Regions from separate parts of the Homo sapiens genome. Here all the other regions are linked to region 3. Evidence: chromatin contacts called from ENCODE Hi-C or POLR2A ChIA-PET data. All regions are on one chromosome and are shown on one strand. Each heading gives the region's core, a stretch centred on a gene start or an enhancer-like site at or near the end of the contact. The rest is flanking DNA. Distances are from core to core; before and after follow the strand shown. Region 1 holds the start of FBXL5 (F-box and leucine rich repeat protein 5). Region 2 overlaps LOC124900670 (a long non-coding RNA gene). Region 3 holds the start of LINC02498 (long intergenic non-protein coding RNA 2498).

Evidence for each region. A loop is a pair of places that touch in the nucleus more often than their neighbours do. ChIA-PET counts read pairs that join two places held with the same protein, here RNA polymerase II (POLR2A). Pooled maps may share reads with other maps.
Region 1: a loop to region 3 is called in a map with no recorded cell type, with 2.4 times the contacts of the local background. The contact joins the promoter of FBXL5 here to the promoter of LINC02498 in region 3. A Hi-C loop is called at or near these places in 1 of 37 single-sample maps with no recorded cell type and 2 of 50 pooled maps. POLR2A ChIA-PET finds 5 or more read pairs at or near these places in 1 of 52 experiments (activated T-cell).
Region 2: a loop to region 3 is called in a map with no recorded cell type, with 4 times the contacts of the local background. The contact joins the enhancer-like site here to the promoter of LINC02498 in region 3. A Hi-C loop is called at or near these places in 2 of 37 single-sample maps with no recorded cell type and 2 of 50 pooled maps.

Annotation. Positions count from the first base shown.
Region 1 is chr4:15,653,107-15,657,756 of GRCh38, forward strand. It overlaps FBXL5 (F-box and leucine rich repeat protein 5), which reads right to left and starts at 2,251. Exons shown (of 11, transcript NM_012161.4): 1 at 2,098-2,251. The coding sequence starts at 2,181. It also overlaps a transcript of FAM200B not described here. RefSeq lists silencers at 1,686-1,905, 1,936-2,005, 2,144-2,321, 2,246-2,355 and an enhancer at 2,656-2,775.
Region 2 is chr4:14,167,441-14,171,555 of GRCh38, forward strand. The region is part of intron 1 of LOC124900670 (a long non-coding RNA gene); the gene reads left to right. Among named protein-coding and RNA genes, the nearest start is that of LINC01085, 58 kb to the left of the region's middle. RefSeq lists an enhancer at 2,685-3,256. Within about 2 kb of position 2,236, at least 4 of the 41 ENCODE cell types and tissues checked have a DNase peak (open chromatin) inside an H3K27ac peak, as active enhancers do.
Region 3 is chr4:10,735,180-10,739,444 of GRCh38, forward strand. It overlaps LINC02498 (long intergenic non-protein coding RNA 2498), which reads left to right and starts at 2,412. Exons shown (of 4, transcript XR_925377.3): 1 at 2,412-2,598; 2 at 2,927-3,370.

The sequences.
Region 1 (4,650 bases), core at 1,001-3,500, 4.9 Mb after region 3:
TTTTTTTTTCCCTAAATCGCCTCAGTTTCAGTTCAGAAAATTGGACTTTTAATCTTCGTGATAAACGTATACAACAATCTCATTAACTATATCTAATTAATTCAGAATTAGTAATAATTTTGACTTACACCATGTCAAATTGAAAATGCTTTATTAAACTAGTTATGCAAGTGGGAACATTACTGAAAAGACTCTTGGCTCAGATATCTTGTAAAAAAGCAACTGCATTTTCAAAATTTGTTCAAATACTCTCAACCACCAGGAAGAGACAGAAAAAGAGCGACTAACTTCTTGAAAATTTTAAAATAAGGCTGCTTAGCCTTAGTCTGCAAGTAAATTAAATTGTGATTCTTTATTTTGGGAGGTCACAATCATCTGGAAATCGATGAAAGCTACAAACACCCTAGGAAAATGGACACACGCACAAAATTTTCCATATAATTTCAGGTGATCCTAGGCTACCTCTCCACAGTCTAAAGTGGAGAGAAAACCTTGGATTCTGTTAGTCTTCACTTCCACTTTCGATTTTTGAGACCATTTTTTTTTTCTTTCCTGCTATTAAAGAATGGTGTCTGAATGAACGATATTCAAAAGCCAGAGAGGATAAAAACACTATAATACTGCTAAGTAAAAAATTCAGGGATATACCCTCTTGCTTAATGGCTTAACCATTCCTCATGCTTCTCCTAGATGAGTGGTTCTCACCCTCAGCTGCATACTGCACTCAAATGGAGAGCTTTAATCATTTATACCTGATGTCTGGGTGAAATCCTAATTTTAGTGACCTAGACATCAGGACTTCTAATAGTTTTTAGTTTAAGGCTAATAAGCAACCAAGGTTGCAAACCATTGTCCTAGACAGTCCTGGTGTTTCCAACTCATGTGAACTGGGTGTTTCTAAATTTTCAGAATGGAGGGAGGGAGAAGATGGAGTGCTAAGATTTGAAATTCAACGTCACTGCTTTAAATTGCTGGTCTTGAGTGTGGCCTAACAGTGAATACCCTGGGCATCCTCCAATCGCCTGGCTGAGCTATGAAACACCCCTCTTTTCTGTAGACAATGGTTCTGCATAATGCTATGCAATTTCTGAGAATTCCTAAAAGTTGATTTCTATGCTTAAACAGTAGTCATTTGAATGCTTTATTTAGTTGGATCATTTCCACAAGAAACGGGACTGCCTGAGGTTTGCAGATATCCATGACTTTCCCCAACATAAACTGACAAATACGTGGAATGTTAATATTGTTTTAAAATCACTAGCAAAGGGCCCTGAACCATCTCCACAAAAGTGCCTCTTCAGCTTATGCTGCACCAATTATGGGCCCAAAATGGTTCTCACAGTTAAACCAACTTTTCCTGAGGCCCCCTTTATTCGAGCTCATATAAAGAAATCCAAGAGAGAATTGCTGTCTTATAACAAAATCTACATCCAGTAAGTGTTCAGGGCAATAAAAGTTGCAAGGAAAACGATAACGACACATGAAGAGTGAAGGTTCTTCAGTTCTAAACTTGGCTTTTCTCCCAAATCAAACCAGTGAAGAAAGCCGGGGGTAAAAGGAACCGGGTAGCTGGGAGACGCTGCAGTTCCAGCCAGGAAGCCAGCGAGAGGTGCAGAGGATGGGTGGGTGTCTGCACGGAGAGCCCCGAACAGGCCCGGGGGAGTGACGGGGGACGGGAACAACTACTCGGTGCAGATGGGAGTCCACCGCAGGTGGCCGGCCGGGGCACCCAGGGCTTCGAGGAGGTAGGGCCGCTCTCCTTAGAGGCAGCAGCGGGAGTCCCAGCGCGGCGGTGGGGCCGGCCCGAGGGCGGCCAGTGACGCCGGTAGCGCCCCTCCTCAGCCGCCAGGCCCTCGGCAGGGGACGCCGCCCGCCCCGAGAGCACGTCCGAGGCGGCGGCCAGGCCGGCTCTGCGAAGGCCTCGCAGCGGGCGGGCAGGCTGCGGGAGCGGGCGGCGCTGACAGCTGCGCAGGCGGCTACTCGCGCGGCGACGGCACGGGGCTGCGGGCGCGGCGCAGGCCAGGCCGCCCCAAGAACCCAGCCCGCTCCCCATCGCCGCCCGCACCGCCCACAGCGGGAGGCTCAGCGCTCCGTTACCTTGTCGCAGTAGAGCCCCACCAGCTGCTTCATCCGCCAGTGTGGGGCGGTGAAGACGTCCACTTCTTCAGGAAAGGGCGCCATCGCCACTGCCTCAGCCTCCGCCTCAGCAGCCGCGGCCGCCGCCTCTCCATAGACACCCTCGCCGCGGGGCAGAGGCGGCGCGCCCCCTTGCGCATGCGCCCGCCCCGTCGGCGCGCGCGCCCGGTCGGCTTGGCCGGCGGGGACGCGGGGGCGCGCAGGCCGCCGCCATGCGATCCCTGCGGCCCACGTGACCGGGCGCGCGCAGAGGCTCGCGGCTTCTGCCTCCCGCCCCCACTCTTTTCGTTTTTTGTCGTCTTCATAAGCCGCAGAAGGAACCCAAACCTTTTCCCTGTTTCTTTCACTACATGAAAGCACAGTAGCTGAGGGTAGGGGAAAGTCGTTGCAGTGGCGCTCTCGGCGCTTCTCCCGTTGCTGCCCTGCCCACCACGGCCTTGAGGAGAGGCAGCCAAGCACAATGGCCGCGGTCAGGGCCGCGAGCTCTGCTTGTGCCCACGCCCCGACGCCTGCTTGGCCTGGGTGACCAATGCTTCTGGCCAGGACCTCCGGAGCTGCCCTTCGCCTCCCTGCGATTGGCCCGTGCCAGATTTTTCCTGGGGCCGAGCGCAGACCACCCCGGCCGCCACTCAAAGGCCGGGCCTGGCTCCCACCCAGCGGTTGGTGAACCAGAGCTGCGGGCTCTGAGAGCTTCGGTCCCGGGCGGCAGCCCACAGCGGGCGCGGGGCCTGGGTGCGAGGGGCGGGGCAGAGACCGCGAGAGAGAGTTCTCGTGAAATTCGGGAGACTCAACGTGGGGGAAAAACAGTATCTGGGGATCCAGGTGCGGAAATGCACCTCAAGTGCAGGAACGCGGGTCAGGGATAGGCCCGACGGGCCTTGGGGGTGGGGAGAAGGGTGAATAATGGAAGGTTGGTGCGGGAAAGAACCTTGGTACAAATCCCGCCATTTTAAGCGGAGGTTCGGAGAGAAAACAAGGTCACTAACCCAGGAAAATGTCTGCCTCTTTCCCATAAATCGCCTGGCCCTGGCCACAGACCTCCTGGAGACTCTGTTCTCTGCTCACGCCGGTCAGTCTTAGATTGGTTGGCTGGAGTACTGCTGGACAGATAGAGAAATAGGAGAAAACAGGGAAGCCTGAGAACCTTGGGAGGAATTGTTATTTGCTTAATGGCCAGAACCTCCAGGAGGGCAAGAACCAGATATGCTGTGTTCACCCTTGTTCTCTATTATCTATCACAGTTGCAAGACAACATGGGGATCAGTAAATAGTCAACAAATAATGGAGTAGAAGAAGGTGAGAAAGAACTTTGCAGTGGAATGCACCCTATTTAGTTCTAATCTTATATTACTATATGCTATTATAGACAGTGTGAACAGTGGTTAAACCACAGACTCTGGAAGTTAAGATTCCTGGTTTTGCCAGACACTAGCTATACAACCGTTAACAAGCTATATGACTTCTTTATGCCTCAGTTTGCTCTGACATGAAATGAAGCTAATAATACCTACCTCAGAATCTTTATGAGGATTTATATATTTGAAGCACTTATAACAGTACCGTCTGTAAGCTAGTAATACTTTTTTAAAGCAACTCTATGAGGTAGTGCTGCAGGAAATTAAGTCTTCAAGACATTCTAGTAGTTGCCTAGGGTCCCACAAATTAGTAAGTCAAAAATCTGTCATATAAATCTGGATCTGACAGTACCCCCAGAGTCATTGCATTAGTTGGGATACAGAGATGGCTTATTCACAGTCTGTCTTAAGAAGCAGGAATAAGGCTTAAGAAATAGAATAATAATAAAATATTTGATAAAGATTAATTTCTCTCTTCCTCCTTCTCCCTTTCACCCCGTTTCTCGTTCTTTTGCCAGGACTTTGCCTCTATATTTTTTAATAACCTCCAGAGAGCATTTTCTTATTTACCCTCTATTTCTTTACCTCATACTAATCTTTCACTCCAGCTATCTTGGAATGCAGAATCAGACCTCAGGTGAACCAGTTATATAGAGAAATGAGCTCCATGAGAACATGCACTTTGTTTTATCCTCAGCACTTAGAATGATGTCTGTCATAAAGTGAGTATTCAGTAAATATGTTGGAAAAAAGAATGAGGGTAGTTCATAGCACTGTGTAATTTCCTCATTTTTACTAATGTTTAATATGCTATGTTGTCTTGTCCAATCAACTGTTTGTGTCTGTGCTGTTCACTAGTGTATCCATCTGTAGAACCAGACACATTAAAAAGGTATTTGGCAACAACAACAAAAAAAGTCCATCCACACAGTTTCACTGTAACCCAGATTTGAAGCTCTATAATCAGCTGAAAAGTAGTAACAGCCACTTTGGACACTGGCCATTTCAAGGAATTTGTTTTAGATGACAAAATGAAAGAAAGTGATTTTAAAAATAATCCCTGTGAGTAATTTTTCCCATGGAAAGCTATTAACATTAGCTCCATATGCTGAATTATGTAGCAATTAATCACCTGATATATCCAAAATAAATGACTGAC
Region 2 (4,115 bases), core at 986-3,485, 3.4 Mb after region 3:
AATGCACATAAAATCTGCTTTTTATTATATGTAAATTGTGCCCCATTTAAAAAAATGGTAAAAGAAAAATGCTTCATACCCTTTCCCAAATTTAAATGGAATTTCCTTTTACAGTAGCCATCAAGAGTCTATAGATTCACCCCGATGTTAAGAGCTTATCAATTTTATCAATCTTATTGCCTTCTCTTCTCCACGGATTCTTTTTTTTGAAATTGTCTTTCACTGTTTTCCTAAGAAACAGGCAGAAATTGAAAAGTAACTGAACACAAATGGGATTTTCTAACCAGAGAAAATGCCTGTCCAAGCATTGGCCTTTAAGAGAAGAGAGAACAATTCTCCCTTCATCAGATATCTAATTTCAGAGACTGTTTTAATGATAATTGGCCTTTAATGATTTCCTTCACAACTAGCAACTAACATTTGAGACAGAATTTAGAGTTTGAAAAAAAAAAAAAAAAAATCTCAGGTTATTCCAGTCACTGTTTTACAGGGACTGGCATCTGAAAAAAGCATCTTGTTTTTCCAACAGCAACTAAGTTAAAGATAACATGGCTTTAAAATAGAGAGATAAACTGGTTTTACTACATACTTTGACCATTTTCTTCATGGTTAGTCAGCAGTTTAATCTAGCCTTTCGTTCATGTCTTCGAATTCATCACATTCACACAAAGTACATGATGACTAAGTAAATCTGAAAATAAAGTGCCCAAAGGCAGATTATTTGCCACATACTTTATGATATTTAAAATCCTGAGAAGGTAAGCAGTCTTGTCTCAGTTGATGTAAAAGTGGTCTTAAACACACATCAACTACGAAATCCTACTAATGCTAACTGATAATAACATTGATGTTCCAATTTCCTGACTTGTTGATTGCCAGTTTGGCTAGTTTTCTTTGACCTATAGTCGTAAGATGGTGATGACGTTGACGATGACGGTGGAAAAGCTTATGAAAATGTTGGCTATCAAGAAGATTGTGAGCAGTGAATTTATTTCCTACTGCAATTTTACACTAAAACTTTCACATGGTGACTTGTTTTCTCTCCATTCTTTTGCTCGTATTCTCTTACAACATCAAGATTATGTTCTGTGCCTAACAAGCCCATTCAATGTTGTCTTCCACAGCTTTCAGACAAGCTCCTTTCCAATTAGTGAAACTTTTCTTCTTCCCATCAAATGATAAATACATGATTATTCTGATTTTAATATGAACATTCCAGCTGGCATGAAAATAACTCTCTAATTGCAAAAGAACAATTTATTACCTTTATATGCATTTTTTTTTTTTAGCATCCATTGAGTATTTATGTGGCATAAGGCACTATGGTTGACAGACATAAAAGTACATACCCATTAACTAATTACTGATGCATTAATATATGTATTGATATACATAGAGATAGAGATGATAAAGCTATAGAAAAACTATGAAATCATGAGCAACTGAATTTGCTGAAATGGCTGTATTATTGGACATTGGTTTTCAAAAGTTCAAACGACTGCAGTGAAAGTTTTTATTTTAAGAGCAATCATTGAAAGAATCAACTGACCTTGCTGTTCTCTGTCTCAAGTCAGAAAATAAACAGAGAAAGTGTATCTTAGTGGTTTGCAAGTGATTCAGAGCAGGATGCTCAGCTATTAGAAAGTCATCGATTCGGCTGGAGGAAATGAGTTGGCTGAAGCACGAGATATAAGCCAATGCCCAGGATTGTGAGGTCAGGGCAGGATGCCAAGATGAACTACATTTCCTGGCAAGAATTCAAGCTCATTGCCAAAGGCCTTGCTGTTATTCTGAATCCAGGTTTTGTAACCTTTTCAAAAACTCTTACCTTGATATTCAATATTTTTCATTCAACCTTTCTATTTTTCAAGATGCACGATATTAGTATGACATTTATATAAATTTAAATGCAACCTAAAAATCCACATTTTAAGTTAAAATCCATTCACTGCTTTAAGGCTATTTTTTTTAGGGTGACAATCAACATTGTCCATTAACTTTATTTTCAGACATATCTCTCACCCTGGAAAATAAGCAAGCTTGCCAGGAATGTTACTCAGAAAAAAAAAATTAATGGTTCAAAAATATTAAAGCCGTTAGCCACTGCTGACCAGACTGCTTCAAATAATGTGTATTGGGAAGGGTCATGACTGGATGGGAAACCAGCAGACATCAGTTCTATTCTGGGCTTGACTTCCACGTGACCTTCTCAATTCACTCAATTTTTCTGTGGTTCAGTTTGCTCAGGTTTCAAAAAAATGGAATGATAATACCAGGATGTTGTGGGGAGTCATCAGATTAGCAAGAAGCTTTGGACTCTTGAGACACACCTAATGTAGAAATAGATGATATCCAAGACTTGCCTCAGAACAATACATCTTGTATTCTATGTACTGTATTCTCCTTTTTTCTTCTCTCATTGTTTTAAAGCCCCATGAATTATTCCTTTCAGACACTGCATTGTTGTTTTGAATTGTTGCTCGGTAACAAATGATGAGATAAATGTTTCAGGGGCGTCCATGTGAAGAGACCACCAAACAGGCTTTGTGTGAGCAATAAAGCTGTTTATTTCACCTGGGTGCAGGTGGGCTGAATCCGAAAAGACAGTCAGCGAAGGGAGATAGGGGTGGGGCCGTTTTATAAGATTTGGGCAGGTAAAGGAAAATTACAGTCAAAAGGGGTTTGTTCTCTGGTGGGCAGGAGTAGGGGGTCACAAGGTGCTCAGTGGGGGAGCTTTTTGAGTCAGGATGAGCCAGGAAAAAGACTTTGACAAGGTAATGTCATCACTTAAGGCAAGGACCGGCCATTTACACTTCTTTTGTGGTGGAATGTCATCAGTTAAGGCGGGGCAGGGCAATTTCACTTCTTTTGTGATTCTTCAGTTACTTCAGGCCATCTGGGCATATACGTGCAAGTCACAGGGGATGCGATGGCTTGGCTTGGGCTCAGAGGCCTGACATTCCTGCCTTCTTATATTAATAAGAAAAATAAAACAAAATAGTGTTGAAGTGTGGGGGGTGGCGAAAATTTTGGGGGGATGGTATGGAGAGAGAGAATGGGCGATGTTTCTCAGGGCTGCTTTGAGCGGGGTTAGGGGTGGCGTGGGAACCTAGAGTGGGAGAGATTAAGCTGAAGGAAGATTTTGTGGTGAGGGGTGATATTGTGGGATTGTTAGAAGAAACATTTGCCGTGTAGAATTATTGGTGATGGCCTGGATACGGTTTTGTATGAATTGAAAAACTAAAAAATGGAATAAGAGAAGGAGAAAAACAGGTATAAAAGGTCTAAGAATTGGAGGACCCAGGACATCTGATTAGAGAGTGCCTAAGGAGATTCAGCGTAGTCCTGCCAGCAAAGATTATTTACTTCAAGAGTTTAGAGTGGCAGTTTGGGGATAGCACCAGGAGATATCAGCTGTGATGGCTTGGAGAAACAGTGTAAACCGGCAGTGTAAACAAGAGCAGGGCATGTATGAGTAGTTGAGAACGGTGAATAGGAGTATGACTGGACAGAAGATAGTAGGGATGACAAATTTTTTGGGGCACAGTCTAAGTTGGTCTGGTGTCTGGAATGAGACTGGGGCCTAATAAAAAGGAGCATCTATACAGGAGCTCAAATGGGCTGTACCTTGTAGCATTCCGAGGACAGGCCTGAATTCTGAGAAGGGAAAGTGGTAAAAGTATTGTCCAGTCCTTTTTAAGTTGGTGGCTGACCTTGGTGAGGTGTGTTTTTAAGAGACCATTAGTCTGTTCTACTTTTCCTGAAGACTGAGGACTGTAAGAGATATAAAGGTTTCACTGAATACTAAGAGCCTGAAAAACTGCTTGGCTGATTTGACTAATAAAGGCTGGTCTGTTATCAGACTGTATAGAGGTGGAAAGGCTAAACTGAGGAAATATGTCTGACAGAAGGGAAGAAATGACTGTGGTGGCCTTCTCAGACCCTGTAGGAAAGGCCTCTACCCATCCAGTGAAAGTATCTACCCAGACTAAGAGATATTTTAGTTTTCTGACTCGAGGCATGTGAGTAAAGTCAATTTGCCAGTCCTGGGCAGGGGCAAATCCCAGAGCTGATGTGTAGGAAAGGGAGGAGGCCCGAACAATCCCTGAGGGGTA
Region 3 (4,265 bases), core at 1,162-3,661:
AAAATAAGTTCATATTCCATTTCACATTGATTGGTGGTGGTTGCCTGCAGCATAACTTTACAAAGAGTTCTGAGATCCTGGGCTGGCTCAGTAGGAAAGAGAACTATGATCTATTAGAAATGTCTGACAACCATACAGGCCCCTGGGACTGTTGTTTTATAGCCCTGGAATAAGCTAGCTAACTAGTCAAATGGATTTCAGCTCACTTTCCTGCCAAGGTACCCATTGGATAGAACTCTGGGAGCATGCAAATGCAAAGACAGAAATTCATGAAAGAAGCAGAGATAGTGCAGACTTTCAGTAAATAGTAGACACACACACGTAGATCATTTCTCAAGGAGAAAGGTACATTTTACCTTCCTAGGGGAGGTGAACTAAGCTCTAGATTTGAAGGATGAATAAGTTTAAAAAGTAGAACAAAATTGTATAAGTTTTCATATATGCAAGACTAATAAGTTCTAGAGATTTTTTTGTACAGCATAGTGCCTATAGTCATCAATACTCTAGTACGAATTTAAAAAATTAATGTCAAGTTTTCTTACCAAATAAACAAATAAGCAAATAAAACAAAAAGAACACAAGAAAAATTTAGAGGTGCAGGATATGTTTATTGCCTTAATATTGGTGTTTTTTTTTTCTTGTTATTGTTTGTTTGTTTTGAGACAGAGTCTCGCTCTGTCACCCAGGCTGGAGTGCAGTGGCATGATCTCAGCTCACTACAAACTCCGCCTTCTGGGTTCAAGCAATTCTCCTTCCTCAGCCTCCCAAGTAGCTGGGATTACAGGTACTCACCACCATGCCCGGCTAATTTTTGTATTTTTAGTGGAGATGGGGTTTCACCATGTTGGCCAGGCTGGTCTCAAACTCCTGACTTCAAGTGATCTGCCTGCCTCAGCCTCCCAAAGTGCTGGGATTACAGGTGTGAGCCACCGCACCCAGCCATTGCCTTAATATTGTGGTGATGGCTTCACAGGTATGTCCAAAATCATCACATTGTATACATTAAATATGGGCAGTTTATTGTATACAAATTAGGCCTCGATAATGCTTTAAAAAAATCTCAATAAATAAAAATGGGCAGTGGTATGAACAGCATGGTGCATCCATGAAAATTCAAGCTGTTTTGTGGGCCAGGGTCATTTCAGGTCGGCATAGCCTGTGACGGGAAGAGTGAGGCTGAAGAGGTTGCTGGGGTCTATGTCATCATGAGCACACCTTCTCTATGTTAAACAGTTGAGATCTTATTCTGCCAGTTATGGGGTTCCTGGTCTTTGTCCTATTTATTAGCATCAGGGTGAAATGTGAGATTATAAAATAAGGCTTGGCAGACAGGAAAGACAGAATAACAAGAACATGAGGGAGGACAGGCTTAGAAATTAGTGGGTGGCAAGTTAGCAGCCTCAGCTCTTTCATCAAGGAGCTGGGCTCAAGCTACATGTTTGGCTTTTGCGGAAGCTTCTATTTGAGGATAGAAGGATAGCCAAGAAGGAAAGTTGGGGGCTCAGTCTTTGAAAGATTGGGGATCATGGGAGTAATGGGTTATTAAAAGAGGCTTGAATCCAAGGGTTGGGGCAGCAATCTAGTTATCAATCTTGGAGCACAGGGGACAGGAAGGAGACTCAGGCTTAGAGCAGTACTGGACCATCATGAGAGCAATTGTCCAGCACCTGGCAGAAGGTTGGGTAGCCAGAAAAAAGCTGAATTGACACTCAGAACTTGCAGCTAATACATTACCTGTAACCTTAGCAGAGCAAAGGGGCACACATTATGCCACTTCAGAGACCTGAGTTTCAATCCCCACCAGGCCCTTTGTGCCTACATGAGTTTGAATACATATGGCTGTGCCACAGGAGACTGAGCAGCCGATTCAACAAGATGAGAGTAGAGACTGGTGAGCAGCAAGGGCAGAAGAGCCCCTCCAGTGGCAGGGGGAGAACCTGCGGTTGTCTTGCCAGCTTTGCCTGCTCTGTGCTCTTGGCCTCTCCCTCATTCTCATAGCCAGGGCTTTTGGAATTGAAACAGAAAAGTGGGATTTAAGCAGTTCCAAAATGACAGTCCTAGGTTCACTATCAGGCAAATCTTGTGAGCTCCAGTTTTGATTAATACAGCATCTGGCCCACGTCCCCAGCCTATGTCCAAATGGTTCAGGTATTGCCCAGCCGAACGACCTTGGCAAGTGTCAGGAACTCTCTGAGCACCTAATTCATCATCTACAAAACAAAGAGAATAATTCCAACTTAATAGAGGTGACATAAAGCTTTCTTAAGGATATTGGTGAAATGCACATACCACCCACTACACATCTTTACTAAATGCTCAACCAACGTGATGGTTGCTACGGTGACAATGATGGTGATTATGATGTGTGCTGACCTCTTGTTCTCTGTGAGTCAGACTTTGGTAGCCTCCTTACTTGCTCCACTTGCTTCAGAGAGAGAAGTGCGGGTTTGCGGTTTAGTGAAGGAGCAAGGCTCATGTGAATAGAAGAATCCAAGGTAGAGCAGGAAGAGAAATCCAGCTAGAGAAAGAGGTGGAAGTCAAAATAAGTAGACTCTTATTTTAAATTTTTAATGGCTTCTTGGTGGCTTCAAGATAAAAGTAAGTATACAATTACAATGCAAAGATAGTATTCAAATGGGGAGTTGAATGGGGAGTTCATTAGGTAAGTTGAGTTAACTCACAGGATTGATTCCTTTTCATGACATAAAACCATCTGTGTTTTGGGTAGTGTGAATTGTGAATTGAGAACTCCCCCTCGCCCTTCTCTCAGCCTGTGTTACTTTTTCTTTATCTTTGACTCTGTATCATTAACATTTCACATATCTGATTTTATTATAATTTTCTATTTATCTCATTTTCCCACCAGACAATGAATTCTTTGGAGGTGAGCACTACATGTATATTTTACCTTTGTTTCTCTGCACAGGATAGACAATGAGGAGCTTTGTGTTTGGGAAAAGAATAAAAGTCAACTGTAGCAAAACCTCTCAGAAGTAGGATTTATAAACAGTTCTCAAAGGATGCACATGAAAATGTAATTTCTTGGGAAAGTGGCAAACAGAAAAGAATCAAACCGCAGTTGTGTGTGGCAAGGATAAATATGCAACGCACCATCAATAGGATTTGTTGGGTGAATAAAAAAGCCTTTTAGCCAACAATATGTAAGCAGAAGAATGGAGCAGGAGTTAGAGAGAACCCTCAAGCAATAATGGAGGCCACTGGAGAGGCAAGACTGCCAAAGGCTAAGTTATTGACCCAGTATTTTTAAAACTGCCTCCGAAAAGAAGCCTGAACGAAAGAAAATAATTTGTGCTATTAGAATGTATTTTTCCTTTGTGTTCCTATCTACTTCCTTCACAAGCTATTTTTGGTAAGTTTTCATTAACCTTCTAACAAAATGCCAATTAAATCATCTTTTAATAGGCTGTGTTTAGAAGACCGAATCCAAAGAGAAAAACGTGCTAGATCGACACTTCAGTGTAGAAACCAGATTCTTAATCCTACTTGGATAACAACTGACATTCTCAGTTGTTTTCACCTGGGATAGCAATATATTACATGAAAACACAAATTCTCCAAGCAGTAATAAGGAATACATAATACAATACTAGTGCTGGGCTGACTTTCCTGCTTTGTTTCCTGGTATCTATTTTTTGTTTGTTTGTTTGTTTATTTTTGCCTTTTTCCACCAGTTGGCTCTGTTAACAGTAATTTGTTTTCCACATATTGCCAAACAACCTCCCGGGTTTGTGTTTATCATATAACCTGACAATATACTCAAGTCTGTGTTGATGTTTGAATGTTTTGCATGACATCAGCATTCTCCTATTTCCGGGAATGTGAATTAAACCACACTGCATGTTTATGTTTGGATTGTAGGTGCTCTGGGTGGAGTTCCAGTTACATTACATTTATGTCTCTTGTTGAGAAGCAAGCCCATAGTGAGATGAAGCAAAAATTTAACTTGGTCCTACACACACTGATACGGTGTGGTTTTGTGTTCCCACACAAATCTCAGGTCGAATTGTAATCCCCACATGCCAGGGGAGGGACCTGGTGGGAGGTGATTGGATCAAGGGGGTGGATTTCCCCCATGCTGTTATCATGATAGTGAGTGAGTTCTCATGAGCTAGTTTAAAAGTGTGGCACATCCCCCCTTGCTCTCTCTCCTGCTCCACCATGGGAGATGTGTTTGCTTCCCCTTCACCTTCTGCCGTGATTGTAATCTTCCTGAGGCTTCTCAGTTATGCTTCCTGATAAGCCTG